Linked DNA regions of Homo sapiens: all the other regions are linked to region 7. A link is an interaction called in ENCODE POLR2A ChIA-PET data of the cell type or tissue named here. Cell type or tissue: CD4-positive, alpha-beta T cell. All regions are shown on one strand. Region 1 overlaps MGAT4A (alpha-1,3-mannosyl-glycoprotein 4-beta-N-acetylglucosaminyltransferase A). Region 2 overlaps CRACDL (CRACD like). Region 3 overlaps CRACDL (CRACD like). Region 4 overlaps MGAT4A (alpha-1,3-mannosyl-glycoprotein 4-beta-N-acetylglucosaminyltransferase A). Region 5 overlaps MGAT4A (alpha-1,3-mannosyl-glycoprotein 4-beta-N-acetylglucosaminyltransferase A). Region 6 overlaps MGAT4A (alpha-1,3-mannosyl-glycoprotein 4-beta-N-acetylglucosaminyltransferase A). Region 7 holds the start of LINC02611 (long intergenic non-protein coding RNA 2611).

Evidence for each region. ChIA-PET counts read pairs that join two places held together with the same protein. Peaks named below come from ENCODE experiments on the same cell type or tissue, not always from the same donor. Only the 100,000 strongest peaks of a DNase experiment are listed, where the experiment ranks them.
Region 1: POLR2A ChIA-PET joins it to region 7 with 24 read pairs; 9 of 35 experiments call an interaction of 5 or more read pairs at or near these places.
Region 2: POLR2A ChIA-PET joins it to region 7 with 10 read pairs; 7 of 35 experiments call an interaction of 5 or more read pairs at or near these places.
Region 3: POLR2A ChIA-PET joins it to region 7 with 46 read pairs; 8 of 35 experiments call an interaction of 5 or more read pairs at or near these places.
Region 4: POLR2A ChIA-PET joins it to region 7 with 18 read pairs; 12 of 35 experiments call an interaction of 5 or more read pairs at or near these places.
Region 5: POLR2A ChIA-PET joins it to region 7 with 36 read pairs; 8 of 35 experiments call an interaction of 5 or more read pairs at or near these places.
Region 6: POLR2A ChIA-PET joins it to region 7 with 20 read pairs; 9 of 35 experiments call an interaction of 5 or more read pairs at or near these places.

The regions. Positions count from the first base shown.
Region 1 is chr2:98,653,683-98,657,682 of GRCh38, reverse strand. It overlaps MGAT4A (alpha-1,3-mannosyl-glycoprotein 4-beta-N-acetylglucosaminyltransferase A), which reads left to right. Exons shown (of 16, transcript NM_012214.3): 7 at 1,218-1,331; 8 at 2,163-2,238. Among named protein-coding and RNA genes, the nearest start is that of UNC50, 47 kb to the right of the region's middle. In CD4-positive, alpha-beta T cell, no CTCF peak of the experiment used is centred here; DNase peaks (open chromatin) are centred at 732 and 2,392; H3K27ac peaks cover 3,638 bases.
Region 2 is chr2:98,828,920-98,832,919 of GRCh38, reverse strand. CRACDL (CRACD like) reads left to right here. Exons shown (of 10, transcript NM_207362.3): 4 at 1-58; 5 at 408-572. Among named protein-coding and RNA genes, the nearest start is that of LINC02611, 59 kb to the right of the region's middle. In CD4-positive, alpha-beta T cell, no CTCF peak of the experiment used is centred here; no DNase peak of the experiment used is centred here; H3K27ac peaks cover 258 bases.
Region 3 is chr2:98,820,227-98,824,226 of GRCh38, reverse strand. CRACDL (CRACD like) reads left to right here. Exons shown (of 10, transcript NM_207362.3): 7 at 690-2,370. Among named protein-coding and RNA genes, the nearest start is that of LINC02611, 50 kb to the right of the region's middle. In CD4-positive, alpha-beta T cell, CTCF peaks have their summits at 983 and 1,193; DNase peaks (open chromatin) are centred at 966 and 1,596; H3K4me3 peaks cover 506 bases.
Region 4 is chr2:98,716,638-98,720,637 of GRCh38, reverse strand. The region is part of intron 2 of MGAT4A (alpha-1,3-mannosyl-glycoprotein 4-beta-N-acetylglucosaminyltransferase A); the gene reads left to right. Among named protein-coding and RNA genes, the nearest start is that of MGAT4A, 12 kb to the left of the region's middle. In CD4-positive, alpha-beta T cell, no CTCF peak of the experiment used is centred here; no DNase peak of the experiment used is centred here; H3K27ac peaks cover 1,503 bases.
Region 5 is chr2:98,647,588-98,651,587 of GRCh38, reverse strand. The region is part of intron 8 of MGAT4A (alpha-1,3-mannosyl-glycoprotein 4-beta-N-acetylglucosaminyltransferase A); the gene reads left to right. Among named protein-coding and RNA genes, the nearest start is that of UNC50, 41 kb to the right of the region's middle. In CD4-positive, alpha-beta T cell, a CTCF peak has its summit at 1,997; a DNase peak (open chromatin) is centred at 1,947.
Region 6 is chr2:98,691,368-98,695,367 of GRCh38, reverse strand. The region is part of intron 2 of MGAT4A (alpha-1,3-mannosyl-glycoprotein 4-beta-N-acetylglucosaminyltransferase A); the gene reads left to right. It also overlaps the pseudogene YWHAQP5. Among named protein-coding and RNA genes, the nearest start is that of MGAT4A, 38 kb to the left of the region's middle. In CD4-positive, alpha-beta T cell, no CTCF peak of the experiment used is centred here; no DNase peak of the experiment used is centred here; H3K27ac peaks cover 994 bases.
Region 7 is chr2:98,769,359-98,773,358 of GRCh38, reverse strand. It overlaps LINC02611 (long intergenic non-protein coding RNA 2611), which reads left to right and starts at 1,461. Exons shown (of 4, transcript NR_126337.1): 1 at 1,461-1,740. RefSeq lists enhancers at 2,119-2,619, 2,620-3,120. In CD4-positive, alpha-beta T cell, no CTCF peak of the experiment used is centred here; DNase peaks (open chromatin) are centred at 1,508, 2,288, 2,918 and 3,358; H3K4me3 peaks cover 3,419 bases; H3K27ac peaks cover 3,935 bases.

The sequences.
Region 1 (4,000 bases), 120 kb after region 7:
TTAGTCTTGCTATGAATTTCTTCATTAAATTGTATCTGTTTTTTGTCCCTAAAAGATATACCTTCTACTTAAAAAGAAAAGACAAAAAAGAAGCAACAATTATTTGCTAACCCTACATTTAAAATAATGTGGCTCCTTGTCTATCAAAATGTTAAAATTGAATATTTAAAAACATTATAGTTCAGGATTAAATTGTTATTTGTTTGGTTTTCCTGAAGTGCTGAGTTTCTTGGAAGTCCTTATAGAAACAAAATTTGGCATAGACTTCTTAAGGAACAGGGCAGTAATGATTGGTCCCCTTTCCCACTGACCTCAGGGGCAAGTCTGTGGGCTTATGCAAGGATTCTGGTGATTTACATCTTCCTTAGTGTGTAGAAAACCAAGCTCAGACAAAAAGTACAGTTAAACATTAAGAACATTTGTGCAAAGGCAGGCAGTTGCACTAGCATTTTGTGGAGATTTGCAAAAATGAATCAAGGGAGAATGCAAATGCAAAAGAAATTGCAATTCAGTCAGTACAGACTAATTAAAAACTTTAGAAAGGGTTCTTAACCTCAGCCCAATGGACATTTTGGGCCAGATAATTTTTTGTTGTGGGGGCTGCCGTATGCATTGTAGAATGTGGGGCAGGATCCCTAATGTCTACCCACTAGGCGTCAGTAGTACTGATCACAGTTGTGGCAACCAGAACGTCTTCAGACATTGCTAAATGTCTTCCAGAGGGACAGAATCACCCCCAGTTGAGAAACACTGGTTGAGAATGACATGTGGTCTATAACCCACAAGCAAAGCTTCTTGAAGATGTAAGAGCTTTGGTTTTTGCAAAATATACGTATTTAAAGACACATACATACTTATTTGTTTTTCTTCAATTTTCTATTTTCTGTGAGACCTTGATTTTTTTTTTTTAATTCAGATACATTTTAGGAACGTTAATGCCTGCAGTTGGCTTAGGATTTCTATGCTACTTTAATAAGAGCAGTATTTTATAGTTTTTAAAGCATTACTTTAAAAAAAAACTTTTGCTATTGGAAAAAACTGTATTTTCTGTAAATGAAATCAGTGATGAGCTGCTCCTTTTAACACCTTGCGGCCATAACATTATACGTTGCTACAAATGATTACTGATGTGTTTTATGTTAAACACAGTGTATTGAGCTTTAAGATAAATAAAATCCCACAGAACTTAAGTAACTCAGCTAACTTTCTCATAATAGATTTTCTAAAGAAATCAGTTCTGGCTTGGTGGAAGTCATATCACCCCCTGAAAGCTATTATCCTGACTTGACAAACCTAAAGGAGACATTTGGAGACTCCAAAGAAAGAGTAAGGTGAGCATGTGCCGTTTAAAATCCTCCACACTTGTGAGTGTAAATATTTAATACATGTAGTTTTTATTTATCGAAGCTGAAAACATTTTAGAGTTGAATTTGGTAAAATATTCTAGGTAAGTCTCATTAAGTCCAGGACCGCTTGGAAATAATGTAGAGTTTTCTTAGAATATGTAAAAACTTAATATTAGCTTTTATTTTACTGTGTTTTCTTAAACTAGCTTTTAGATCCACTTCTCTTATGTGTTTCTGTAGGCTACCAGGAATTCACTGACAGGGTTTAATACTGTAAATTTAAATATGAATTTTTTAAAGCATTCAGTACCTATTTGTGAACTTTGATCTGCGTGCAAACAGTCCTAGGCACCAGAATAGGGACCCTAAAATTGTAATTTTTGAAGCACTCATTTGATGAAACATTAAGATATTACTGAAAAAAGGGTCTGTGGTCAAGGAAGTTTGGAAAAATATGTATTAAGAATTTTTTTCCCAATAAATGTCTTTACCGTTGGATATTTTTGTGCCTCTTATGAATTAATATGTTTCTAGAAGGGGAACATGTATACATACTTACTTGATATTAGACTCATTTTTTTCCTCAGGACAGCTTGAGAATTAGTGTTCTTGGGAATACATTTTGATAAAGTCTTCATTAGAGGAAAGTGAATTTTCTTTGACTCTTCGTCCTAAGTGAGTGTGTGTGTATGTGTGTGTGTGTACACATATACATAGATGACATGTTATGTAGACATTTGACATTTATACATTTAATCTTATTTTACTAAATTTGAGTCTGATTCCTAACTTACTTTTTGAAAATGTTTATTTCAGATGGAGAACAAAGCAAAACCTAGATTACTGTTTTCTAATGATGTATGCTCAAGAAAAGGGCATATATTACATTCAGGTAAGTGTAGTTTTTCCTTTGTTTTTCATGCTTGTAAAGAAAAAGTGTTATCAAGGGTATGTTTTCATTAAAACAGGAAGTTTTGAAAGTGCAAACCCTCTGAGATCTGACAAATCATAACTATCTCAGAGCAGAGGGGTCTCCATGGTAACTGAGCATGTGGGCTCTGATGTTTCTCCACTGAGTAGGGAAGCCAGCCCTCCACTTAGCGGGGGACCTGCAACTCACTTATCTTTTTCCTCTTTTTCTCCCATTCCCCCATCTTCTCTTCCCTCTTCCCTCTCTCCACTGTCAAGAAGAACTAAGATGTCATTATTTGGCAGATTTTAAAGAGGAATTTTCTTACAATTTTTCTTTAGTGGTCTTACAATGAACTAATTTTTTTTTGTAGGCCACAATACTGTTACCACTATTTTGAAGATAATAAAATTGACATTTAATTCTAACAGTCCAATTATTTTTAGCAGCACAACAGTCCAATTTTTACCAAGAACACAATATGTCATGGGATTACAGACACGAGCTGCTGCACCTGACATGTAGCATGTTTTAAAATTAGGAAGTATGAGGCCTCCAACTGTGTTCCCTTTTTTTTAAGACTATTTTGGCTGTTTAGGGTCACTTCAGACTCCATGTAAATTTGAGGAGGATTTTTTTCTATTTCTGTAAAAAATGCCTTGGGAATTTTGGTAGGGATTGTATTGAATCTGTAGATCGCTTTAGGTAGTGTGGACATTTTAATATTATTAAGTCTTCCAATACATGAGCACAAGATGTCTTTCCATTTATTTGTATCTTCTTTGATTTCTTTTAGAAATGTTTTGTAGAAAAATTTTCCACCTCCCCAGTTAGGTTTATTCCTAAGTATTTTATCTTTTTTGATACTACAGTAAATGGCATTGTTTTCTTGATTTTTTTTTTGGATTGGTCATTGTTAGTATACAAAAATACAACTATTTTTGTGTGTTGATTTTGTATCCTGAAACTTTGCTGAAATCATTTATTGCTTGTAGTTTTTGGTGGATTCTTTAGGTTTTTCTACATATAAGATTATTTCATCTGCAAATAATGATAATTTTACTTCTTCTTTTCCGGTTTGGGTACCTTTTACTTTTTTTACTTGTTTAATTGCTCTAGTTAGGATTTCCAGCACTATGTTGACTAGTAGTGGTGAAAGTGGGACTCCTTGCCCTGCTTCTAATCTTAGAGGGAAAGCTTTCATTTGTTTGCTGCCAAGTGTGATATTACCGATGGGCTTTTCATATATTACCTTTATTTTGTTGAATAAGTTTTTTTCTATTTCTAGTTCGTCACATTTTTTTTAATCAAGAAAGTGTCTTGAATGTTGTCAAATGCTTTTCCATACCAATTGAGATGATCATGTGTTTTTTTCCTCCATTTTGTTAATGTAGTATATGTTACACTGATTGATTTTTGTGTGTTGAACGATCCCTGTATTGCAGGTATAAATCCCACTTGGTTATGGTGTATATAATTCTTTTAATGTGCATTTTAATTCCATTTGCTAGTGTTCTGTTGAGGATTTTTGCATCAGGGATATTGGTCTGTAGTTTTCTTGTGTCTTTGTCTGGCTTTGGTGTCAGAGAAATGCAGGCCTCCTAGAATGTGTTTGAAAAGTGTTCCCTCTGTTTCAGTTCTTTGGAAGATAGCTGTTTGAGGAAGATTGATGTTAATTCTTTAAGTGTTCAGCAGAATTTTCCAGTGAAGTTCTCTGGTCCTGGGTTTTTCTTTGCTGAGAGGT
Region 2 (4,000 bases), 60 kb before region 7:
TCGGCCTGTGCGGGTGTTTTCCCAAGAAAATGTGTGTGATCGGATTAAAGCTCTGCAGGTAAATGTTTCCTTGGTCATGTCGCCTGGTGTGCAAGTCAAATATCCATCAAGAAGTTTTTAAATGATTTCTGCTTGGTTTATTTGATATGCTGTAAAGTAGAATCACATGTACATGACAGCTCCCCCAGGACACACCAAATGAGCTGCAGTGGGATCTCGACTCATTCTTAGATGAACAAAGAAGAGATGGCAGTGGAAGAGCTGGTGGCAGATGCACGTTCAGTTCAGTTCTCTGCACCACACCAAGATACTGAAGGCATTTCCAGCATGAATGAATTAGAGCAGGAGGATTTGTTGATAAATATCATTGATGAAAATAAGAGCACATGTTCTTTATTCCAATCTAGTTAAAAATACAGTGTAATGTGAAAATGGGGCCACCACCTCCTCCAGGGGGGCTTCCTGCCAAGCGGGGAGAGGATGCCGGCATGAGCTCTGAGGACGACGGGCTGCCCAGGAGCCCCCCAGAGATGTCTCTGCTGCACGACGTGGGTCCTGGTACCACCATAAAGGCAAGTGCGGCCTGTACCACTGCATGTCTTCATCCACACCTGCCCTGGAGGGTGCTGGAGCTCTGAGATCCCCTGTGTGTGCCCCTAAGATCTCCAGGCTGTGCATGGTGTGGCCAACTGGGTCACTGGAGCCTACAATCAGCCCTTGAGCTGTGTTTATTTTCATTCTTTGAGTAGAAATTCAGGTCTGGTTAGGAGACGTGGTTTTGGTGACTTTTTTTAATGAGGGTGATAGGTTGATAGAATCAACCCAGAATCAACCCTGTCCCTTGACTTTCCTGTCTGAGCAGATGACCAGACCCAGAACCCCATTAGAAGTAGGGAAACACGTTGTATCTGTTTTCCGTTGCCATGACATTTGGCCGGTGGGAGGGGGAAGTAGTGAGCATGTGATAGTTGAGGCTCTGATGGTCTCCGGTGCCTGAGTTTGTGACCTTGAGGTGGTGTTGGCCTAGGGGTAGTAATGTGCTGTATTGCTGGCAAACAGGGCAGCAGGGAAAGGTTGACAAGCAAGAGAGGAACTGATGACCTCAGCAGGGTGGAGGAACCAGTCCCAAACACCACCTTCTCCATTAGAATCCAAGAGGGGGGCCCCGAGGAACTCGGAAAAGAGCACGAGCTCTTTCTCGTGCATAAACAACATAGCTCGCGATGCTGCCACATTTTAAATTCTTTATGTTATTGTGGTAAGAACACTTAATGCCCATACACTGTACTTGCACATAAATGTTAAAAATAGGTGGTCATCCTTCCCATGTAGACAAGCCTGACTGTGGAGGATGGATAGAGTTGGAGTTATCTGTTATGCTGACATTTGAAAAACAAATAAAGGCCAGAGTTTATTTTTTATAGCCACACACCTTCCCCTGTCACCTCTGGCCTGCTCGAGGGGCCATTCACAGTGAAGGGGGAGCTTCGTTGCGACTCACTGCCTTGCAGATTCTGTGCTTCTCTGAATTGTGTTCAGAAGCCACTTCAGTGTGGACACCTATACACCCTGCCACACCAAATTTTTGTGTGTAGTTGTGAGTTCCCCGAACGTCACTGATGAAAAAGGCAAAAGGACTGTGGTGTGGCTGAGTGTGTGGGGTGGGGACTGACATGAAGCCGGCTAGAGAATTATTCTCTCCAGAATTCTGCTCTGGGGCGAAGCTGTCCCTGCTCATTCCAGGAGCAGGGTCTGAGGACAGTGGGCTACCCAGGCCTGCTCTCCAGCCTCGAGCAGAAGGGAGAAAGGATGAGGAGGATGGGGTGGCCTATTTCATAGACTTCACCGAGCCAACCCTGTACCCCTTTTAACACCTCCAAATACTCCTGTGTGCAGTTTCAGCGTCCCCCTCTCAGGAGCAGATGTGACTTAGTGTATTTCTGAGCTATGCAGTAGGAAGAGGTCTGTCATGAGCTGCCTCTTTCCTCATCATAGATGGACTCCCCCTCCTCCCATCCCACAGGTCTCTGACTCTCACAGCATCCCAGTTCTCTGCCTTTAGCCAGGACGGGCAGTAAGAGGAGAGGTAGTTTCTAACCCATCCATTGAAGAGCAAGCCTATCTCCAAACCCATGTGACACTATGAGGCACAAATTCCACAGCTGGCTCGGCTGGGCCAGCCTGACTTTATCTCTCACAGCACAACCACCTCCTGTGGTTGGTCCTTTATTTAAAAAAAAAAAGTTCTGAGATTTTATCAATTATTGGGTAATATGGACAATCTACCAGCTTCATAGGAAACCAAAATTTGGGCTTTTAAGACTTAAAAACAGAAAGGTAATCTTTAGTGTCTTCATCGTTTTGAAGACACAATGATTGCATTTTGAGGCCTGAAAGTTTTTATGCATAATTGGTTGATTAAGAGGGAAAAACAACACACCCTTTAAAATGGGCTTGTAGAATATGTGGTATTTGATGTAATAGTGCCTTAAGCCCCAAAAGTATGGGCTGCAGACTGTTTATACCTTACACTGACCCACAGGCTTACACACAGGCCCACATAGACAGAAAACTTTAAGATTATTGTGGAAAAAAGAGTCTTTAGTACCAAGTATTTGATGTTATAACCAAGGTGACATTTCCTGATAGAATAAGTTTTTCAGGAAATATATGGAATAATTTTTCAAATTTTATCACCAAGTGTGATAACAACTGATGAAAGTTTACCTGGTGGTTTTTAAGATAAAATGATGTCTAACTGGTCATATTCTAGTTGTCCTGCTATGAAGCAGGACATGCCAGGTAGAGTGTGATAAACTGGCAAGGCCAATGAGTCATTTTGCTCCTTGGTGATGCGGGAAGGGAAGATGGGGAGGGAACACAGATCTGGTGGCAAATGAACAAATACATGCCCCACAGCTCCGGAGGGAGGCCTCAGGCAGGCTTATCACCTCTTAGAATCTGTGTCCTGAGAGGGTTTTGGCTCAGAGGGTTTTGGGGGGATGAGATGAGATTGGGTAGATCAGCACCTCTCCTTCCCAGCAGGACCAGCGGCTTCTTTTCACCCCTCGAACAGCCAGGCCCCCCTGCTTCCTGTCCAGTGGTCCTTCCTGCATGCACTGCCCCCAGCCCACTCCTCAGCGGCTGAGCCCCTCTTTTTGAGGACACACATCCTAAAGCACCTGTCACTCAGGGCCGCCCATGAAAAGCTTCTGACCCCAGCTGTTTCCTTTGGGTCCTTTGAGCTGCCTTCCCTGCAACAGAGAGACACATGCTAGACTTTTAAATCCTCTGCTTTCAGAATCATCCAGAATCACAGATTTTAGGAAAAATTGGGTGACTGGAAGCAAGCCATGCAGAGCTGAATGTTCTGGATGCTGCCAGCCCTCCCATGAAGCCAGCTTCCCAGCCCTCACCTCCTCCCCATGGGCCCCAAACCACCTCACGTAGTTACATCACTGATCAACAACAGACACAATTCTCCTTGGTCATGAAGATGAGGGTCTTTCTGGACCCCAAGATCTCTCAGAGCAACAGTGGAAACAGAAGTGAGAGTTCTGAGGCCAGAGGAGTTGAGTTCCCTAGTTAGGGAGAGCTTGTACCTGGGGCACAGGTCAGGGAAGTTAAGCTCCATGCCAAGGTCCCCTAACCAGGGGCCACAGTGGGCCTGAGCCCAAGACATCTGCCCAAGCAGGACAGACGCAGGGCGGCCCACAGGGAGGAGGTCCTGCTGTGCATCCTTCAGAGCCTTCAGGGTATTGGGCTTTATTCTATAAAGAGGAGTGGTCAGGGGTATTATTGTCACAGGCACCGTGATCATTCTTACTGCACTTGCAAAGCAGCTGATCTTGTCTATTCTCATGAGTCCTAGGCAGTGAGATTTTCTTTTTAACCAAATGTTTATACATTGTTCCTCTAGACAAGGGTAAATATTACAGATTCTGTATGCTTATTTTTAAATGTACACATCCTGTTTGTGACCTTTAAGGAAGACTCTCTG
Region 3 (4,000 bases), 51 kb before region 7:
TGGTTTGACCTGAGTAGGGAGTGGAAGAAACGGCTTAAGACCAGAGAATCTAGGACTTTAAATTTAGCTGAAAATTTTGGTTTTATCCTATAAGCCATGGTTAGCTATTGGCATGATATGAGCCATCTTTTAGGAAAACCAGTCTGGCTTTACTATGAGGGTACATTCCTGAAGTGTTGACATGGGAGACTGGCTGGGAGGAACACAGAGCCATAGAGTCCCAGCTGTTCAGCTCGGCCACCTGCTTGCCCAGGCTTGAACAAGGTATTGGCCTCTCTGAGTTCCTGGCTCTCAAGTGCAAAAAGGGACTCATCATCCCTTCCTCACTGGGATGAATGGAAGATTAAATGAAATAACAAGTGTGGGAGCACAGAGCATAGCAGACACTGGCTGCTGTTGGTCGCCTTCCCTTGGCGTTACTCTAGTCCACTGGTTTTGAGGCTCTGCCAGAGGAGCTGTAGACATTTACTTTGGAGGCATATCTGCCATTGTCCTGATAAACTTGTGAGCCCAAGTAGACCAGTAGGATACAGACTGAGAAAAGACACCCGTGGGTACATGCCTACTTAAGTGCCAGCTTTATAGTGCTGCTATCACTAAACCATTATAAGCCTTGAAAAAAGTGGGGAGGTGACAGGCTTCCTGGAATTGGCTATAGCGACGATGCTTTTTATCTTTATTTCTCTCAGCGCGCTCAGTCTGAATCCCTGAGCGACCTGACGTGCACCCCAGAGGAGGAGGAAAACGAGGAGAAGCCACTTTTGGAAGTCAGCCCAGAAGAGCGCCCCAGCTCTGGGCAGCAGGACGTGGCGCCAGACAGAGGCCCTGAGCCTGGGCCACCGGCGCCCTTGCCGCCACCCGGAGGGGCCCGTGCCAGACGCGCCCGCCTGCAGCACTCCTCCGCGCTCACGGCCAGCGTGGAGGAGGGGGGCGTCCCCGGGGAGGACCCCTCAAGCCGCCCGGCCACCCCGGAGCTCGCCGAGCCCGAGTCGGCCCCCACTCTCCGCGTGGAGCCCCCGTCCCCGCCGGAGGGCCCCCCGAATCCCGGTCCCGACGGCGGAAAGCAGGATGGGGAGGCGCCCCCCGCAGGCCCGTGTGCCCCGGCCACGGACAAGGCGGAGGAGGTGGTCTGTGCTCCCGAAGACGTCGCGAGCCCGTTTCCCACCGCCATCCCTGAGGGGGACACGACTCCCCCCGAGACTGACCCCGCCGCCACCTCAGAGGCGCCCTCTGCTCGCGACGGGCCAGAACGCAGTGTCCCGAAGGAAGCGGAGCCGACGCCGCCCGTGCTCCCGGATGAGGAGAAGGGGCCCCCAGGGCCGGCGCCTGAGCCCGAGAGAGAAGCGGAGACGGAGCCCGAGAGAGGAGCGGGGACCGAGCCCGAGAGAATTGGGACCGAGCCCTCCACGGCGCCCGCCCCGAGCCCGCCGGCGCCCAAGAGCTGCCTGAAACACCGGCCCGCGGCCGCCAGCGAGGGCCCCGCCGCGTCCCCGCCGCTTGCCGCTGCGGAGTCTCCCCCGGTGGAGCCCGGCCCCGGTTCCCTCGACGCAGAGGCCGCCGCCCCGGAGCGCCCCAAGGCCGAGCGAGCCGAGGCGCCACCGGCGGGCGCCGAGAGGGCGGCGCCAGAGCGGAAGGCGGAGAGGGGCGGTGCCGAGCTGCGAGGCGCGAAGAAGTTCTCGGTGTCCTCGTGCCGAGCGCGGCCTCGTCCGGGCGTCTCCCGCCCGCTGGAACGGGCCAGCGGCCGCCTGCCCCTCGCGAGGAGCGGCCCGGTCTGGAGGAGCGAGGCGGCTCTTGACGACCTCCAGGGTCTCCCCGAGCCCCAGCACGCGAAACCTGGCCCTCGGAAGCTGGCGGAGCGCGGCCCTCAGGACTCGGGGGACAGGGCGGCCAGCCCGGCCGGGCCGCGCAAGAGCCCTCAGGAGGCGGCCGCCGCGCCCGGCACGAGAGAGCCCTGCCCAGCCGCCCAGGAGCCGGCCCCGAGTGAGGACAGAAACCCCTTCCCCGTCAAGCTCCGGTCCACCTCCCTCTCGCTCAAATACAGGGATGGCGCCTCTCAGGAGGTGAAGGGTGTGAAGAGGTACAGTGCCGAGGTCCGGTTAGAAAGGTCGCTGACCGTGCTCCCGAAGGAGGAGAAGTGTCCCCTCGGGACGGCCCCCGCCCTTCGAGGCACCAGGGCCCCCAGCGACCAAGGAAAGGGGAAGGCCCGGCCCCCCGAGCCGCTCAGCTCCAAGCCGCCCCTGCCCCGGAAGCCGCTTCTGCAGAGCTTCACGCTCCCGCACCAGCCCGCGCCCCCCGACGCCGGCCCGGGAGAGCGGGAACCCAGGAAGGAGCCCAGGACGGCGGAGAAAAGGCCGCTGCGCAGGGGAGCTGGTAAGAGCCCGCCGAGGGTGCGGGAAGGGCAGGGCCTGGGGAGATCCACATCCACGGGCACATCTTGCTGGACACTCGCCAAATGCTCCTGGTACAAACTTTGTTGCAGGGGAATTGGAAGGAGTCAGAATTCCCACTAACATCATGTCTGATCTAGAGCAAGCTTGTCCAACTCGCGGCCTGGGCCCGGGGCGGCTTTGAATGTGGCCCAACATGAATTCGTAAACTTTCTTAAAACATTGAGACTTTTTGCGAATTTTTTTTTAAGCTCATCAGCTGTCCTTAGTTTAGTGTATTTTATGTGTGGCCCAAGGCAATTCTTCCAGTGTGGCCCAGGGAAGCCAAAAGATTGGACACCCCTAATCTAGAGTAAGGAATAGGCCGACCTCGGTAGCTCATGCCTGTAATCCCAGCACTTTGGGAGGCCAAGGCCTGCTGATAAGCCCAGGAGTTCAACACCAACCTGGGCAACATAGTGAGACGTCGTTCTACAAACAATTTTAAAACTGGCCAGGCGTGGTAATGAGGGCCTGTAGTCCCAGCTACTTGCGAGGCTGAAATAGGATTGCTTGAGCCCAGGAGTTCAAGGCTGCAGTGAACTATGATGGTGCCATGCACTCCAGCCTGGGTGACAGAGTGAGACCCTGTCTGTTTTAAAAAGAGAGAGATAAAATAAGGAATAAAGAGTAGAAAAGGGAAAATAAATACCAGGATTTTGCATAAGTACAGAGAAGTCAGTGTGTAAACATGAGATAAAGAGAAACGTAAAAACTGATTTTGATAGGACTCTCAGCGAATCCCTCAAATTCTTCTCCCACTTTTGACCTAAGAAACTCAGCAAAGTCCAAATCCCAGGACATGTGTACTCATTTTGATGCAGGTTCTTTCAGGGCCTAAGCTATTTCTTGGCTATAAATGAAACATACTCCTCTATTAGGGTCCTTCTGACCTTTTCCTCCAAGAAAGAATTTCCTCCTGCTTCATAATCAGGTTCACGTGGCTCAGCTGCAACATGGAAAGTATTCCATATATTGGAATCACAAGTCTGTATAAAACGTAAGTCTCTCAAGAGGGTCAGCATTTACTTGCTGTCCTGAAAGGGAGATTGGGTTAACATTGAGGCAGAACGTAAGAATATTTGAAAGCAGCTGTCTTTTGAAATGAGCAGAGACAAAGTAGATGACCTTTCTCTGTCTTTGACATTTGTCACTTCTTATAGTGTTTCAGATGAAATGAGAAATCTGTTGAAAATGTGTATTTGCAGCAGAGCTAAAGAATCTTTCATTGCTGGGTTTTTTGTTGTTTTTGTTGTTGTTTGTTTTTGAGACTCCGTCTCACTCTGTTGCCCAGGCTGGAATGCAGTGGTACGATCTTGGCTCACTGCAACCTCCACCTGCCGGGTTCAAGTGATTCTCCTGCCTCAGCCTCCCAAGTAGCTGGGATTACAGGCACACACGATACTACACCCGGCTAATTTTTTTATATTTTTGGTAGAGACGAGGTTTCACCATGTTGGCCAGGCTGGTCTCGAGCTCCTGACCTCAAGTGATCTGCCCGCCTCAGCCTCCCAAAGTGCTGGGATTACAGACATGAGCCACCATGCCTGACCTGCTGGTTTTTTAAATTAATG
Region 4 (4,000 bases), 53 kb after region 7:
ACACACACACACACTCAAACACATGTGCACGCACACACAAGATTTATTATAGGAACTGGCACATGTGATTATGGAGGCTGAGAGGTCCTAGAATCTGCCGCCTGCAAGCTGGAGAACCAGGAAAGCTGGTGGTGTAATTCAGTCTCAGTCCAAAGGCCTGAGGATAAGGGAGCCAATGGTGAAAGTCCCAGTTCAAGTTCAAAGGCCCGAGGACCAGCTGGGCTGATGTCTGAGGGTGGGATATCCTAGCTCAGACCAGAAACAAAGTTGCCCTTCCTCCACCTTTTTGATCTACTCAGGCTCTTAGTAGATTGGACGATACCCACCCACATTGGTGAGGGTCATGTTCTTTCCTCAGTCTACAGATTCAAATACTAATCTCATCTAGAAATACCTTCACAGACATATCCAGAAATAATGTTTTATCAGCTGTCTGGGCATTCCTTAGCCCCGTGAGATTGACACATAAAATTAACCATCACAAGGTCCTCTAGTGAATTTTTACTTCTATTGTACTTTTCAACTCCAGAATTTCCATTTCGTTCTTTCTTAAAATTTCTCTCTTCTTATTAATAGTTTATATTTGATGCCACTTTGTCATACCTTCTTTTACTTCTTCAATTAAATTTTCTTTTAGTTCTGTGAGTTTATTTATAATGGCTGATTTGAAATCCTTTTAAAAATAAATCCTGGCTGGGCATGGTGGCTCATGCCTGTAATCCCAGCACTTTGGGAGGCTGAGGCAGGTGGATCGCCTGAGGTCAGGAGTTCGAGACCAGCCTAGCCAATATGGCAAAATCCCATCTCTACTAAAAATAAAAAATTAGCTGGGCGTGGTGGTGGGCACCTGTAATCCCAGCTACTGGGGAGGCTGAGGCAAGGAGAATTGCTTGAACCCAGGAGGCGGAGGTTGCAGTGAGCCGAGATCGCCCCCACTGTACTCCAGTCTGGGTGACAGAGCTAGACTCCATCTTAAAAAATAAAAATAAATAAATAAATCCAACATCTAGTTCATCTAGTTGTACTCACAGGCAGTTTCTGTTACCTGCTTGGTTTTTTTTCCCCGTTTGGTGTATTGGTTGTATTTTTCTGTTTCTTTGCACATCTCATAATTTTTTTATTGGAAACTGGACATTTTAGAGAAATGTATTTTAGCAACCTGGGGTACTAAGGTCCCCTTCACCTGTTGTTATTTGCTGGTTTATTTGTTTAGTGGCTGGCCGCAGCTTCAGCTCTTGGTTTGCCCACACTCACCCTGGGATACCCCTTTACTCTTTCTAAGACTCCTACACTAATTACCAGCTGATTGTTTTATTGTTTACACCAATGCCCTGGGGCATAAATTCTGCTACAAACTAAATGGTGGTTCCTTTTTTTTCTTTTCCACCTATAATGTATTCTATGATAAAATTGTGATTCCTTTGAAGAAATAGTTTCTAAGGTCAGTGTCCGATATTTTTCTGACCCCAGGAGGACTCCTTTCCACCTCTTTTGCAGGTTCTCTCCTGCAAGCTAGCTCCCACACTCTAGGCCGTATCTTCACTAGATCCACAATTCTCCCCATTCTCTCACCACAAGCCCAAAATTCTCCAGGCGCTGTTGCAAATGAAGCCCCTTCTTTGGGAAGAGATCAGGAACTGTTTTATGGTACCAGGCAGGATTTCTGAGTCTTGAGGTGGGACTGAGGATAATGACAGGTTTTTCTCTGAGTGGCAGCCCCACTCTAGGGGCTGAGCACTAAGTGGAGGGGCCAAGAGGTTGAGGTTCTTGTGGCTGTGCTATTCCAGGGGTGGAACCACTGCCTTACAAGCCCAGGAAGGGCTGTCAGGGCCCTAATATTCTCAGCACACTGCATGCACCCAATGTAGAGCCTGCATTCCATCAGCAGGGGTTGGGTAGAGTAAGAGAGCCCCCACATCTCAATTGCACTTGCCTGGGACTTAACCTTAGCTACAGGCATTTGGGGGCAGCAGGAGAAAAGTTGAAGTCCTGCTTCTCCCAGGATGAAATCCTGCAGCTTGGAGCTGGAGAGCAAAGGGAGCCCTGTGTTCTTGGCTGCTGTAGTCTGGAGTGAGGTCTCTACCTCACTGGTTGGGGAGAAAAGAGGGGGGAATGATCTTGGTTCAAATACTGTGCTCTCAGCTTTCTCACTGAATTTTTATAGATTTTCTCATATAGGCATTTATTCATGTGCTATTTGTCCTTGAGACAGTTTTCAGGTCCTGTTAAGAGGTTTTTAAAACAATAATTTTCACTAGTTTCACTTCACAGGGGATCAGCAGAGCTTATGCTGTTGCGTTGGAAGTGGAGCTCCAAAAATATTTTGAAAATGCTTTATTCATTACCAGATTTCATCAAATTTAATACACCATTAGATGCACCATGATTGTAAAGTACTGCTAAGCAGGAAAAGCAGCTGCTGATTAAACTGACATGCCATCACGTGTAAGAGTCACCTTGATTTCAGATGTTGAAATATGGGAGAAAATGTGTACCTTTGAATCAGTAGACTACAGTATATTCTGAGAAAACACTTACTGCAAGAAAAGATCAGATTCATATCCTGTTAGCTATAACAGAAACACCAGACGAAGCATTTTATTGGAAACTATGATTCTTATTTGTAAATAAACAGTGAATAAAAGTTTTTAGATTTGTTTTTCTTTACAGAATAAGCAAAGCTGCTTTCAAATACGATATAAGGAAAATTAATACTAAGTCTAGGACTTGGAATACGCCGTCATCATTCTGGCTTACCAAAATTGTCGACCTGTGTTTTTTGAGTGCCTTCGGCATGCCAGGCACTGTTTGTGGTCTGGGATGCATTAGCATTAGAACATGTTAGAGGAATATCCTTGCCGTAGTGTAGGAGAGGAGGGAGGAGAGAGCTGCAGAACAGTAAAACAGTAAATTAAACAGTAAGTTGAACAGCAGTAAATGTTTTTAAAAACTTTATTATGAAATACTTTTAGAGTTACAATAAATGTACAAAAATAGTACACAGATTTCCCTTATACCTATCCTCCCCCAATATTAACAACTTATATATAATCAGAGTAGTATAATTTTCGAAACCAAAAGATTAATTTTGATTTAAAATTATTAACTAATCTACAAACCTTATTTGAATTTCACCAGAGTTCCCACTAATGTCCTTCTGTGCCAGAGTCCAATCTAGGATCCCATGGTGCGTTTAGTTGTCATGTCCTCCTACTTTCTTCCAGTATGCAAAATTTCCTCCATCTTTTTTTTTTTTTTTGAGATGGAGTCTCGCTATGTTGCCCAGGCTGCAGTGCAGTGGCACGATCTCGGTTCACTGTAACCTCCACCTCCCACGTTCAAGCGATTCTCCTATCTCGGCCTCCCTGGTAGCTGAGATTACAGGTGCCCTCTACTATGCCTGGCTAATTTTGTATTTTTAGTAGAGATGGGGTTTCACCATGTTGGCCAGGCTGTTCTCAAACTCCTGACCTCAGGTGATCTGCCCGCCTCGGCTTCCCAAAGTGCTGGGATTACAGGTGTGAGCCACCATGCCTGGCCCTTTCTTTGTCTTTTATGTCCTCGACATTTTTGTGGAATGCCCCTTAATTTGAATTTGCCTGATGATTTATCTGGTTAGATTGAGGCACCGTCGGCCCTCTGTATACACAGATTCAGCCAACCACAGATGGAAAATGTGGTTAGGTCCACAGTGTTTGTGTCTGTACTGAACATATACAAACTGGTTTTTTTTGGTCATTATTCCCTAAAAAACACAGTATAACAACTATTTATCTAGCATTTACATTGTATTAGATATTTTAAGTAATCTAGAGATGATTTAAAGTATACAAGAGGCTGTGTGTAGGTCATATGTAAATACTGTGTCATATATCAGAGACTTGAGCATCTGCAGATTTTGGTATCCTCAAAGATACTGGAACCTATCCCCCATGGATAGCAAGGGACAACTCTAATGCATTTTTGGCAAGAATACCACAGAAATGATGTTGATGTTATG
Region 5 (4,000 bases), 120 kb after region 7:
GATTCCCTTTCTATTTCCTTTTGTGTATATTCAATAGATACTCATTTTGTAGTTACCATTGCAATTACATATCTTAAAGTTATAACAGTCTATTTATTACTTCAATGACAAATAAAATCTCTACTCTTTTACATCTCTGTCTCCCCTGCACTCTATTTTACCAATGACACCAGTGACCGCTTTTTATATTGCATATACATTAACTCAGATTTATAATTATTGTTTGTGCTTTTAGTCTTTAAGAAGTGATTTTAATGTGATCAAAAGATTTGAAAGGGGTACCAGATTTTAAAGTGATTCATGCACCTGCATTACCTTACTACGTCTATATTTATCTGTATATTTACCTTTACCAGGGAGTTTTATATTTTTATATGGTGCTTTATTACTGCTTATTGACCTTTCACTTCAACTTGAAAATGTTCCTTCAGCAGTAGGGCAGGTCTAGTGGTGATGAACTCACTCAGCTTTTGTTTATCTGGGAAAGTCTTAATTTCTTTCTTTCTTTCTTTCTTTTTTTTTTGAGATGGAGTCTTGCTCTGTTCCCCAGGCTGGAGTGCAGTGGCACAATCCCAGCTCACTGCAACCTCCACCTTGCTGCGCCCAGCCTGAACATTCTTTTTTTCTTTTCCTTTTTTTTGAGATGGAGTCTTGCTCTGTCGCCCAGGCTGAAGTGCAGTGGCGCGATCTCGGCTCACTGTAAGCTCCACCTTCCGGGTTCACGCCATTCTGCCTCAGCTTCCCGAGTAGCTAGGGTTACAGGTGCCCACCACCACACCCAGCTAATTTTTGTATTTTTAGTAGAGATGGGGTTTCACCGCGTTGTTCAGGCTGGTCGCGAACTCCTGACCTCAGGTGATCCACCTGCCTCGGTCTCCCAAAGTGCTGGGATTACAGGTGTGAGCCACCGCGCCTGGCCTTCTTTACTTTTGAATTACAATTTTGTCAGATATAATATTCTTGGCTGGCCAGTTTTTGTTTAGTATGTTTTAGCACTTTGAACATATCATTCCACCCTCTTCTAGCCTATAATAAAGTTTCTTCTGGGAAATCTGCTGATAATCTAATAGACGTTATCTTGTATTTGTTGGGTCACTTTCCTCTTATGGCTTTCAGGATTCTTTGTGACTTTTGACAACTTCATTATGATTCTTCTTGGTGTAGATCAATTTATTGTAGTTGGGGTTCTTTGAACTTTTTGAATTTGTATGTCCATTTCTATCCTCATATTTGGGAAGTTCAAATAGGCTCTCTTCTCCTTGTAGAACTCTCATAATGTGTATGTTGTTTCACTTTGTGCTGTCCATAGGTCCCTTAGGGTATCGCTATTTTTCTGTTATTCTTTTTTCTTTTTGCTCCTGTGCCTCAGTAATTTCAAAAGTCCTATCTTTAAGTTCACTGATTCTTCTGCCTGCTCAGGTCTGCTGTTTAGTCCTTCTAGTGAAATTTTCAATTCAGGTTTTGTATTCTTCAGTTTTAGAATTTCTGTTTGGCTCTTTATAGTTTCTATCTCTATTGATATTCTCATTTTGTTCATGCATCATATTCCAAATTTCATTTAGTTGTCTGTCTCTGCTCTCTTTTAATTTACTGAGCAATCTTATGACAGTTATTTTGAATTACTGGGCAGTTCATATGTCTTCATTTCTTTGGGGTTGGTTTCTGGAGTTTTAACTTGTTCCTTTGGATATACCATATTTTTGTTTATTTGTATATCTTGTTTTTTGTTGTTGGGATCTTGGCATTTGAAAAATCAGCCACCTCTCCCAGTCTTTGCAGTTTGGTTTTGTAGTGGAAGGATTTTCTTCAGTCAGCCTAGTTAAAGACTCTGGAGCCCTTTGAGCCTTTTCTGGGGCCATGTCCTCTCTGCTTGTGGGTGTAATCTCCTAATTGAAGTTGACTGGTTTCTAGTCAGGAGCTCTGCAGCACTGTGGCCTTGTTGGTATTGTAGTAAGCTGCAGTACTGGAGCTCCACCTAGTTTCTGTCTCTGGTACTGCAGCCTCTGGTGCCAACTGATGGCCTTTGTTCTTAGCTCCCAACCTGGTGCCCTGTTCCTGACACTATGATTTAGATGAGACAGAAATCATTCCCTCTGGCTGCACTCGAAAAAGTCAAAAACACTGGGTATACACCAACTTCTTTCTCTCCTTAGGGAGAAGTCGGGAATTGAGTGTTTCCTCACTGTGGTCTGTGCCCAAGAGAGGGCCTCTGGCTGTGGAATGCTCAGATTTTAAATCTGTGTCTCGTGTGGGGAATGTGTCTTGTGTGTCTGGGTTTCCTGTTTCTGTCTCGCTGATGTCACTCTCACACAGCCCTCTTTTACAGTAGAGGATCATGCTGTATGTACTGTCTGATAACCTTTTTTGCTGTCACTTAACATACTGTTGATAGGTACCTTGCTATGCCAGTAAATACAGATTGGTGTGATTTTTAATCCCTTCTTGAAGTCCTGTTATTCAGATATCATAATCAACCTTCTTGTTGGTCATTTAGATTGTTTCTAATTGTTCAGTTCTTTCGAAGTCAAATTCAATGAACATTCTTTTGTTTTTCAGAGACAGAGTCTGACTGTCACACAGGCTGGAGCGCAGTGGCACAGTCATAGCTCATGGCAGCCTCAAACACCTGGGCTCAAGTGATCCTCCTGTTTTAGCCTCCCAGGAAGCTGGGACTAAGGCATGCACCACCATACTGGGTTAATTTTTGTATTTCTTTTTGGTAGAGATGGGAGTATTGCTAAGTTGCCCAGGCTGGTCTTGAACTCCCGGCCTCAAATGATCCTGCTGCCTCTGCCTTTCAAAGAGCAGGTGTTACAGGTTTGAGCCACTGGTCCACTGGTGTCAGTGAGCTTTTTTTTTTTTTTTGGAGACAGGGTCTTCCTCTCTTGCCAAGGCTGGAGTGCAGTGGTGCAAACACAGTTCACAGCTCGCTGCATCCTTGACCTGGGTCATATGATCCTCCCACCTCAGCCTCCTGTGCGGCTGGGGCCACAGACATGCACCACCATGCCTGGCTAATTTTTTTTTTTTTTACTTTTTGTAAAAACAGGGTCTCACTTTGTTGCCCAGGCTGTTTTTGTTTGTTTGTTCGAGACATAGTCTCCCTCTAGCCCAGGCTGGACTGCAATGGTGTGATCTCAGCTCACTGCACCCTCTGCCTCCCGGGTTCAAGTGATTCTCCTGCCTCAGCCTCCCAAGTAGGTGGGATTACAGGCACTTGGCACCAGGCCTGGCTAATTTTTTGTATTTTTAGTGGAGACAGGGTTTCACCATGTTGGCCAGGCTGGTTTCAAACTCCTGACCTCAAGTGATCCACCTGTCTCAGCCTCACAAAGTGCTGGGATTACAGGTGTGAGCCACCACACCCAGCCTGAACATTCTTAAAATAATCACATTTGCCCAAAAATTATGCCTCAGGAAAGAGGGAGTTGCTTTATATTCAAGTCTTCACATACGCTTATTATGTGGAATTCTCTCAGTGAGTTCATTGTCATCTACAGAGTATTAGTGGGAAAAACATATTAGCCTAAAAAGTTCTCAGTTAATGGTAGTTTTAAATGTTCATACAGGTTAGATTTTACCTGTGACATTTTGTTGAAGACTAAGATGAGAGGTGATGTGGCAAAGGAATTTATTCCAGACGTCATAATTATCCCCTTGGGATATGACTCCAGGTTTGCATGGTTTGGGAATGTATCACATCCATGACTCTTAAAGAATGCTTTCCAAAAGGCAGTAGAGTCAGGGGTTACTTTGTGATTGTCATAGACATACCCCTCAGGGGAAAGGGAGATGCTGTGGCTTGGAATGGAGTTTCCACTGACAGCATCATACGGTTTCATAAAGTGCTTTATTGCAAAAAACTCTGAGTTGAACACGGTGCCTTCTGGAAAACTGATAGATGATGCAGGCACTTCACAGGTGGTGCTTGAGTAAGTCTTACGGTAGCGCATAAGAAAGCGCGTTATGGGCCGGGCGCAGTGGCTCACGCCTGTAATCC
Region 6 (4,000 bases), 78 kb after region 7:
TCTGCAGTGGCTTCATCAAAGGCTGTTTTAGGGCTGGGTGCGGTGGCTCAGGCCTGTAATCCCAGCACTTTGGGAGGCAAAGGCGGGTGGATCACTTGAGGCCAGGATTTAGAGACCAGGCAGGCCAGCATGGTGAAACCTCGTCTCTACTAAAAATACAAAAAATTAGCCTGGCATGATGGTGAGCACATGTAGTCCAGCTACGCGGGAGGCTGAGGCACAAGAATCACTTGAACCCAGGAGGCGGAGGTTGCAGTGAGCTGAGATTGCACTACAGCACTCCAGCCTAGGAGACAGAGCAAGACTCTGTCTCAAAAAAAAAAAAAAAAAAAAAAGCCATTTTAGCCAGTGGGCAGGTGAGCTCAGGGTTGTTAAGGATCTCACAGTAAAATATAGAAAAGTTAAGAGCCAGCCCCAGGCAGATCGGAAGGGGGGGGTTGCATCTCTCTCTTGCTTATCAAATTGTCAAATGTGTCTTGGTAAGCTCCTGGGAATTATCTACCATCTGTGTTTTTTGTTTGTTTGTTTTGTTTTGTTTTTATTTTGAGATGGAGTCTCGCTCTGTCACCCAGGCTGGAGTACAGTGGTGCTATCTCAGCTCACTCAACCTCCGCCTTCTGGGTTCAAGTGATTCTCCTACCTTAGCCTCCTGAGTAGCTGGGATTACAGGTATGCACCACCACACCCAGCTAATTTTTGTATTTTTGGTAGATGTGGGGTTTTGCCATGTTGGCCAGGCTGGCCTCGAACTCCTGACCTCAGGTGATTCACCCACCTCGGCCTCCCAAAGTGCTAGGATTATAGGCATGAGCCACTGTACCTGACCTACCTTCTGTTTTTGATCATTACCACATGCAACTTCAGCAAGATACTGGAAGTAATCCCCCTTTACTTTCAGATAGAAGACGGTTCTCTCTGGATTAGTTGCATTGGCTATTGAATATAATACTTATCCCAAAATTCCAAGACCATGGTGTATCCAAAAATTCCAAGACCATGGGACAGGTGGATCTCAGCTCAGACTCCACTTTCTCCCTATGGTACTTAATCAGTAGCAGCTTCATGTCGGAGGTGTCAGTTTCCTGCTCAGTGCCCAAAATGTCCTTCCAGGTGGACCTGTAGTCCCTGACCCCATACTTGTAGGCCACTGAGAGCAGATTGCGCTCCTTGCTGGACAGCTGGGTGCCCCACTTGGTCATGGCCTTCGTGTAGGTGGCCATGTTGTCACAGTGCTTAGCCTGCTGGGCCAGCTCTGCCTTCACCATGGTGGGTGGGTGGCTGGGGCTGGGGCTGGGGCCAGGCTGGAGCTGGGGCTAGGGTGGAGGATGAATCGAGAGAACAAGAGCTCTAGACCATTTACATTTAATGTGATTATTGTTACGTTAGGCTTAATCAAGTCTACCATTTTATTTTTCTTTGTAGTTTGTTCCTTCAGTGTTTTAATTTTTTTTCCTGACTTCTTGTGTGTTCCTGAAACAGTTTTCAAAATTCCATTTTGATGCATCTGTAGTGTTTTTGAGTGTATTCCTTTGTATAGATATTTGAGTGGTTGCTCTAGGTATTTCAGTGTACATATATAACTTACCGTGGTCTACAGGGGTTGACGTTTTATCAGTTTGAGTGAAGTATGAAACTATTTCCTTTAAAGTCCTTTGCCCTCCCCAGTTGATCTTTTTTTTTTTTTTTTTGAGAGAAGCTCTCACTCTGTCACAGCTCACTACAGCCTTAACCTCTAAGGCTCAAGCAATTTTCCCACCTGAGCCCCCGCAAGTATGTGGGACCACAGATGCGTGCAACCACACCCAGCTAATTCTTTAATTTGTCTATAGAAATGGGGTCTCGCTTTGTTGCCTAGCCTGTTTATAATTGTTTTAAATATTTCTTTTACATTGAGAACCACATCAGACAATGTTACCTTTTTGCCTCAACCATCAAACATAATTTAGAAAACTCGAGAAAAGGAATGTCTCCTTGCATTTTTTTCTCTTTTTCAGTTTTTCCCTTTTGATGTTGCAAGATTCCTTCCTTTATCATTTCCTTTCTTTTTTAAGAACTTCCTTTAGCCATTCTTTTCAGATAGGTTTGCTGATGGCAAATTCCATCAGTTTTCTTTTTTATAAGAATATCTTGATTTTCCCTTTATTCCTTACAGATAGTTTTGCCAGAGATGGTATTTGAGATTGACAGTTCTTTTTCTTTTCTTTTAGTGCTTAAAAAATGTGCCATTTCCTTCTGATCTCCATGGTTTCTGATGAGAAATTTGCTGTAATTCAAAATCTTTTCCCCAGTAGGTCATGTGTGTTTTCCCTCTGGTTGATTTCAAGATTTCTTCTTTGTCTCTAGTTTTCTAACGTTCAATTGTGGTGTTTCTTTTCATGGGTTTCTTCAGGTTTATCCTGTTTGGGTTTTGCTCAGCTTCTTGAATCTTTATGTAGGTTTATGTGTTTTACCAAATTTGGGAAATTCTAGCTATTATTTCTCCAAGTACAGTCATGTGTCACTAAATGATGGGGATGTGTTCTGAGAAATGCATCGTTAGGTGGTTTTGTTGTGTGAACATCATAGGGTATACTTACACAAACCTAGATGGTACAGCCCACTACACACCTACGTACTGCTCCTAGGCTACAAACCTATATAGCATGTTACTGTACTGAATTCCATAGGCAATTATAACACAATGGTAAGTATTTGTGTATCTAAATATATTTAAACATAGAAAAGATAAAGTAAAAATACCGTATAAAAGGCGAAACAGTATACCTGTAGAGAGCACTTACCATGAATGGAGCTTGCAGGAGTAGAAGTTGCTCTGGATGAGTCAGTGAGTGAGTGGGGAGTGAATGTGAAGGTCTAAGACATTACTGTACACCACTGTAGACTGCCATAGCCTTCACAAATACTGAACTAAGGATATACTCAGTTTATAAAAATATTATTCTTTCTTCAAAAATAAATTAACCTGGCTAGGGGTAGTGGCTCACATATGGAATCCTAGCACTTTGGGAGGCTGAGGCGGGAGGATCACTTGAGCCCAGGAGTTCAAGACCAGCCTGGGCAATATAGTGAGACCCTGTCTCTACAAAAAAAGAAAAAAACCACAAAAATTAGCTGAGTGTAGTGGCATGTACCTGTACTTCAGCTACTCTGGAGGCTGAGGTGAGATGATCACTTGAGCCAAGAAGGTTGAGGCTGTGGTGAGCCTTGATCAGGCCACTGCACTCTAGCCTGGGTGACAAAACGAGACCCTGTCTCAAAAAATGTTAATAATTAATCTTAGCTTATTGTAACTTTTTAACTTAAAAAAATTTCAACTGACTCCTTTGTAATAACACTAAGTTTAAAACACAAACACATTGTATAACCACATAAAATATTTTGTTTTTTATATTCATATTCTATAAGCTTTTTCTATTTAAAATTTATTATTTTTTTACTTTTTAAACATTGTTGTTAAAAAGGAAGAGACATACACATTAGCCTAGGCCTGCAGAGGGTCAGGATCATCAGTTTCCTAGTCTTCCACCTCCGCATCTTGTCCCACTGGAAGGCCTTCAGGGGCGGTAACACACATGAAGCTGTCATCTCCCATGAGAACAGTGCCTCCTTCTAGGATACCTTCTGAAGGACCTGAGGCTGTTTTCCAGGTAACTTTTTTTCCTATGAGCAGAAGGAGTATACTCTAAAAGAACAATAAAAAGCATAGTATAGTAAATACATAAACCAGTAACAGTTGATTGTCATTATCAAGTGTGTACTGTACATAATTGTATGTGCTAGACTGTTACATGACTGGCAGTGCAGTAGGTTTATTTACACCAACATCACCACATCCATGTGAGTCATGCATTGTGTTATGCTGTTACAATGGCTACAGTGTCACTAGGCGATAGGAATTTTTCAGCTCTATTATAATCTTTTTTTTTTTTGAGACAGAGCTTGCTCTGATGCCCAGGCTGGAGTGCAGTGGTGTGAGCATGGCTCACTTTACCATCAGCCT
Region 7 (4,000 bases):
AGCCACCACAAATGTATCCAGGTCTGTGCACCTCTGCTCTCACCAGCCTGGCCCCAGCCTGGCCCCAGCCCAGCCTCCCTGAGCCACTGCAGCAGTCTCCCAGAGGCTCAAAAGTGGTGCTTAAGACTTGCATTTGAGAAAGATGGGTTTTGGATAAATGTGGAGGATGGACTGGGGGCCAGTGAGAAGGGGACAAGGGATAGTTTCAGCAACCCGTTCCTTCATGTGTTCACTGAAGTCATGATGCACCGTGAGGGCCTGCTGTGGGCCAAAGCCTGGGAGGGGACTGGGGATAGAGAATGGAGTGTCACCCACAGAGAGAAGAGGTTCATTGGGCGGGGAGACGGCTGAAGTTGCCAAGAGAGAGCTCAAAGGGAGGCAGGGCTGAGGCCAGAAACCCTAAGGGATGGATCAAGGAGAGGAATTGAGGAAGGACAGAGAGCAGGAGCATATGGACAGAGGAGAGGCAGAAGCCGGGCTCTGCAGGGCTGTGGAAGCTGGAGGAGTAGGTTGTCCCAGAGTCCCGTACCCCTGGGGATCCAGGAAGGTAAGAGGGAAGTCAGCAACAAGGAGGTGGGAGAGGTTCCTCGGCATGTGGGGCGGAAGCCAGACTGTGGTGATTGAGAAATGTGTAGGGGTGGAAAAGTGGCTGCAAGGCACGACCACAGGCGGGAGAGCCGACTGTGAAATCTGCAGGAATTTTCTGAGCCAGGCGCCAAACACAGCCAGTGTTAAAAATTAAATGATGAAAACTTACAGTTAAATAGGTTACATAGAGACAAAGCAATAAATACTGAAAACTCATCTCTTCCTAGTTTGTTACCTTCTACCAATAGCTATTCCCCTGAGATAATGTCCATCCATTGTGTCCCTGTGGTGAGAATGCTATATGTGAGTGATTACTCACGTCTATGCATCTCTTCCAACTCTGCGTGTCGTGTTATCTCACTGGTGGCTTGAAATTGGCTGTGATGGGAGTATTTACACCACAGAAACCAGCAAATTCCTCAAATCAGACCTTTTTATTCCCAGAGAGTCAGTTGTGAAACGTTTACCAGCACCACTGGAGGAGTGAGATCAGAGCACTTTCAGTAAGAGAGCAGTGGCACGTTAGCAAATGGAAGGGAGAAAAAGACAGCAGCAAACGTGGACAGGTTTGCGGGCTTTGTGGCAGGGAAGTGAGCGCGTTGCCTCTGATGACTTTCATTTCTCTCAGTTACACTGAGGTGAGGCCAACTGCTCTGTGTGTGGAAGCCAGAGAAGAAAGCAGCACAGAACAGATGCAAACCAAGGAGGCTGGAAGATAAGAGCAGAGCCATCAGGACACGAGCCCCTCGCGGGTATGAAACAGGAGTCGTGGGAGCAAATTAGTAGGTGCACTGCATGGAGGGACGGAAGGGGCAGGGAGGAGCATCTGAATGTAAGATTTCAGAGAAGCTCATTTTGTCAGCATTTCAGAGCTTCCTGTGTGCAGCATGGATCTAAAGCTGGTGGATGCAGGGGGGTGAACAAGACAACATCTTCACTTCCTGCATGCTGATGGCAGAAGTGAGACATCAGCGAAGAAACATCACGATCACCAAATTACGATGAACACCATGGAGGAAACAAAGGACACTGTGACACCAAGGAAGGAAGGGAGGTTACTTTTCATAGTGGCTGTAAATAGAACTGAAGGCTGAAAAACAGCTGTTAAAATGGCTTGTTTGTTTGAAGATGAATGAGAGTACACAATAAAAGGTAATTCTCCCTCCCATCCCCAATGCCAGCTTCCCTGTTTCTCTCCCCAGAAGCAGCCATGGTTCATCACATCCATTTCCAGAGGTATCCTAGGAGCAAGCTGTATGAGGAACCGGGGAAAGAGGAGCATGTGCAAAGGCCCTGGGGTGGAAAGGGCCTGCTGTGCTCTGAGCTGCAGCAGAGCTTCTCAAGCCTTAATTTGCATTTGAATCACCCAGGGATCTTGCTGAAATCCTGATTCCTGATTCAGTAGGTCTGGAGAGGGCTTGAGATTTCTAACAAGCTCCAGGTAATGCTGAGGTGCCTGATCCAGATCTCACTTAGAGTATTAAATAAAGTCCTAGGGGATCGTTAGAGATCAATCCAGCCAGAAATGTCATAGGAGAGGGAAGAACAGGTCAAGACAGGGCTGCACAGACAGGTGGGGCGGCTCAGTCGGGGTCTCTGTGCAGTAAGAAGCGTGGGTGTTATTCTAAGTGCGACAGGAACTCACTGAAAAGCTTTGTGCAGACTGGGGTTGGGAGTGGCGTTACATGATCTACTTATTCTTTCTAAATCACTCTATCTGCTGGTTGGGCAGGCAAAGTGACAGTGGGAGATCCACTGGGAGGCTACTGCACAAATCTCAGCCAGAGGTGACAGTGACAGGACCCATGTGATGACCGGGAAGATGGACGGAAGTGGGCAGACCCCAGGGGTATTTTTTTTTTTTTTTTTTTGAGACGGAGTCTTGCTCTGTCACCCAGGCTGGAGTGCGGTGGCGCGATCCTGGCTCACTGCAAGCTCCGCCTCCCAGGTTCACATCATTCTCCTGCCTCAGCCTCCTGAGTAGCTGGGACTACAGGCGCCCACCACCACGCCCGGCTAATTTCGTGTGTGTGTGTGTGTGTGTGTGTGTGTGTGTGTGTGTGTGTGTGTTTGGTAGAGATGGGGTTTCACCGTGTTAGCCAGGATGGTCTCGATCTCCTGACCTCATGATCCGCCCACCTCGGCCTCCCAGAGTGCTGGGATGACAGGCGTGAGCCACCGCGCCCGGCCCCTAGGGGTATTTTTAAGGTGGAACCGAAAGAACTCATGGATGGGTTGGATATGGGGAGTGAGGGAAAAGGAAGCATCAAGGACGCCTCTTGGGGTTGTGTCTTGAGCAAGCGAGCAGCCTGGGCCAGCATTTACTGAGGCGGAGGGAGGAGCAGGGAGATTGAGAAGCCTGCACGTCACCAAGCAGAGATGTCAAGAAGACCTCGGGGCGGGGGTGGGGGGGGGGGGCGGGGGGCAGGGGCGTGGGCATGTGTGAGGCTGGGGCTCCGAGGAAGGTCTTGGCGTGGAATATAAGTTGGGAGTTGTCAGTAGAGGCATTTTCCAAGGCTATGAGAATGTGCTGTAGAGAAGAGCAGGAGCTCTAGGATGAACCCTGATGGGCATGATCCCTAGGGATTGGGTAGAAGAACAAGCGACCAGAGGGGCGCGGAGGGAGGCTGCAGGCGGCTTTGCCAGCAGGATTTGAAATGAGGAGATTTTATCAGGGCTAACTCAAAGGGTTTGCATTTCACCTTTTGCCCCCTCTTGCATAAATGGCGTCATTTGAAAAGAGAAGAGACGGGAAGGAGGGGGAGTCAGGAACGCGGGCGAAGCGCATCTGCCTGGTTCTGGTGAGACCAGCCCGGCAACTGTCAAGTCATCCCTGCTTAATAACACCTGCTGGAAGGACAAAGGAAAGAGCTGCTGGCACCGAGTCACATGTCCACACAAACCACAGAGCGGGCCGTAGATGCCAAGCCCTTCCCCTTCCCACCCTGTACCTGTTCTTCATGTTAATCTATTACTCTAATAATTTATTCATTGTGTAGCAAATGATCATTTTCCTATCATTTGTTTATTACTATTTTTACTTTCATTATCACGTTAGATTTTCACACATGGGAGCATATGGGGGACATATTTGTTTATTAGTTTATAACCTAAAATGAATATTTTATACAGGAACATTTTAAACAGAGGCAGAAAAACCCTTAACCCAATTTTATCTTATGCTAAAATTTCATTATCACCAATTCTCAGGCCTCCAAGCACTGTGCAAACAATCCTCGAGGAATGGGTGTTATCAATTATTAATAACTATTAAATTAGCATGGAGTTTGATTTTCCCCTAAGTATGTTTCATAACTGCAGAGCAGAGAAAGAGCCTCTGCTCCCTTCCGGGTCTCCTGTTCAAATAAACCTGAACCTGGCCCAGGCACCCAGGCATCTTGGAGTGGCCAGC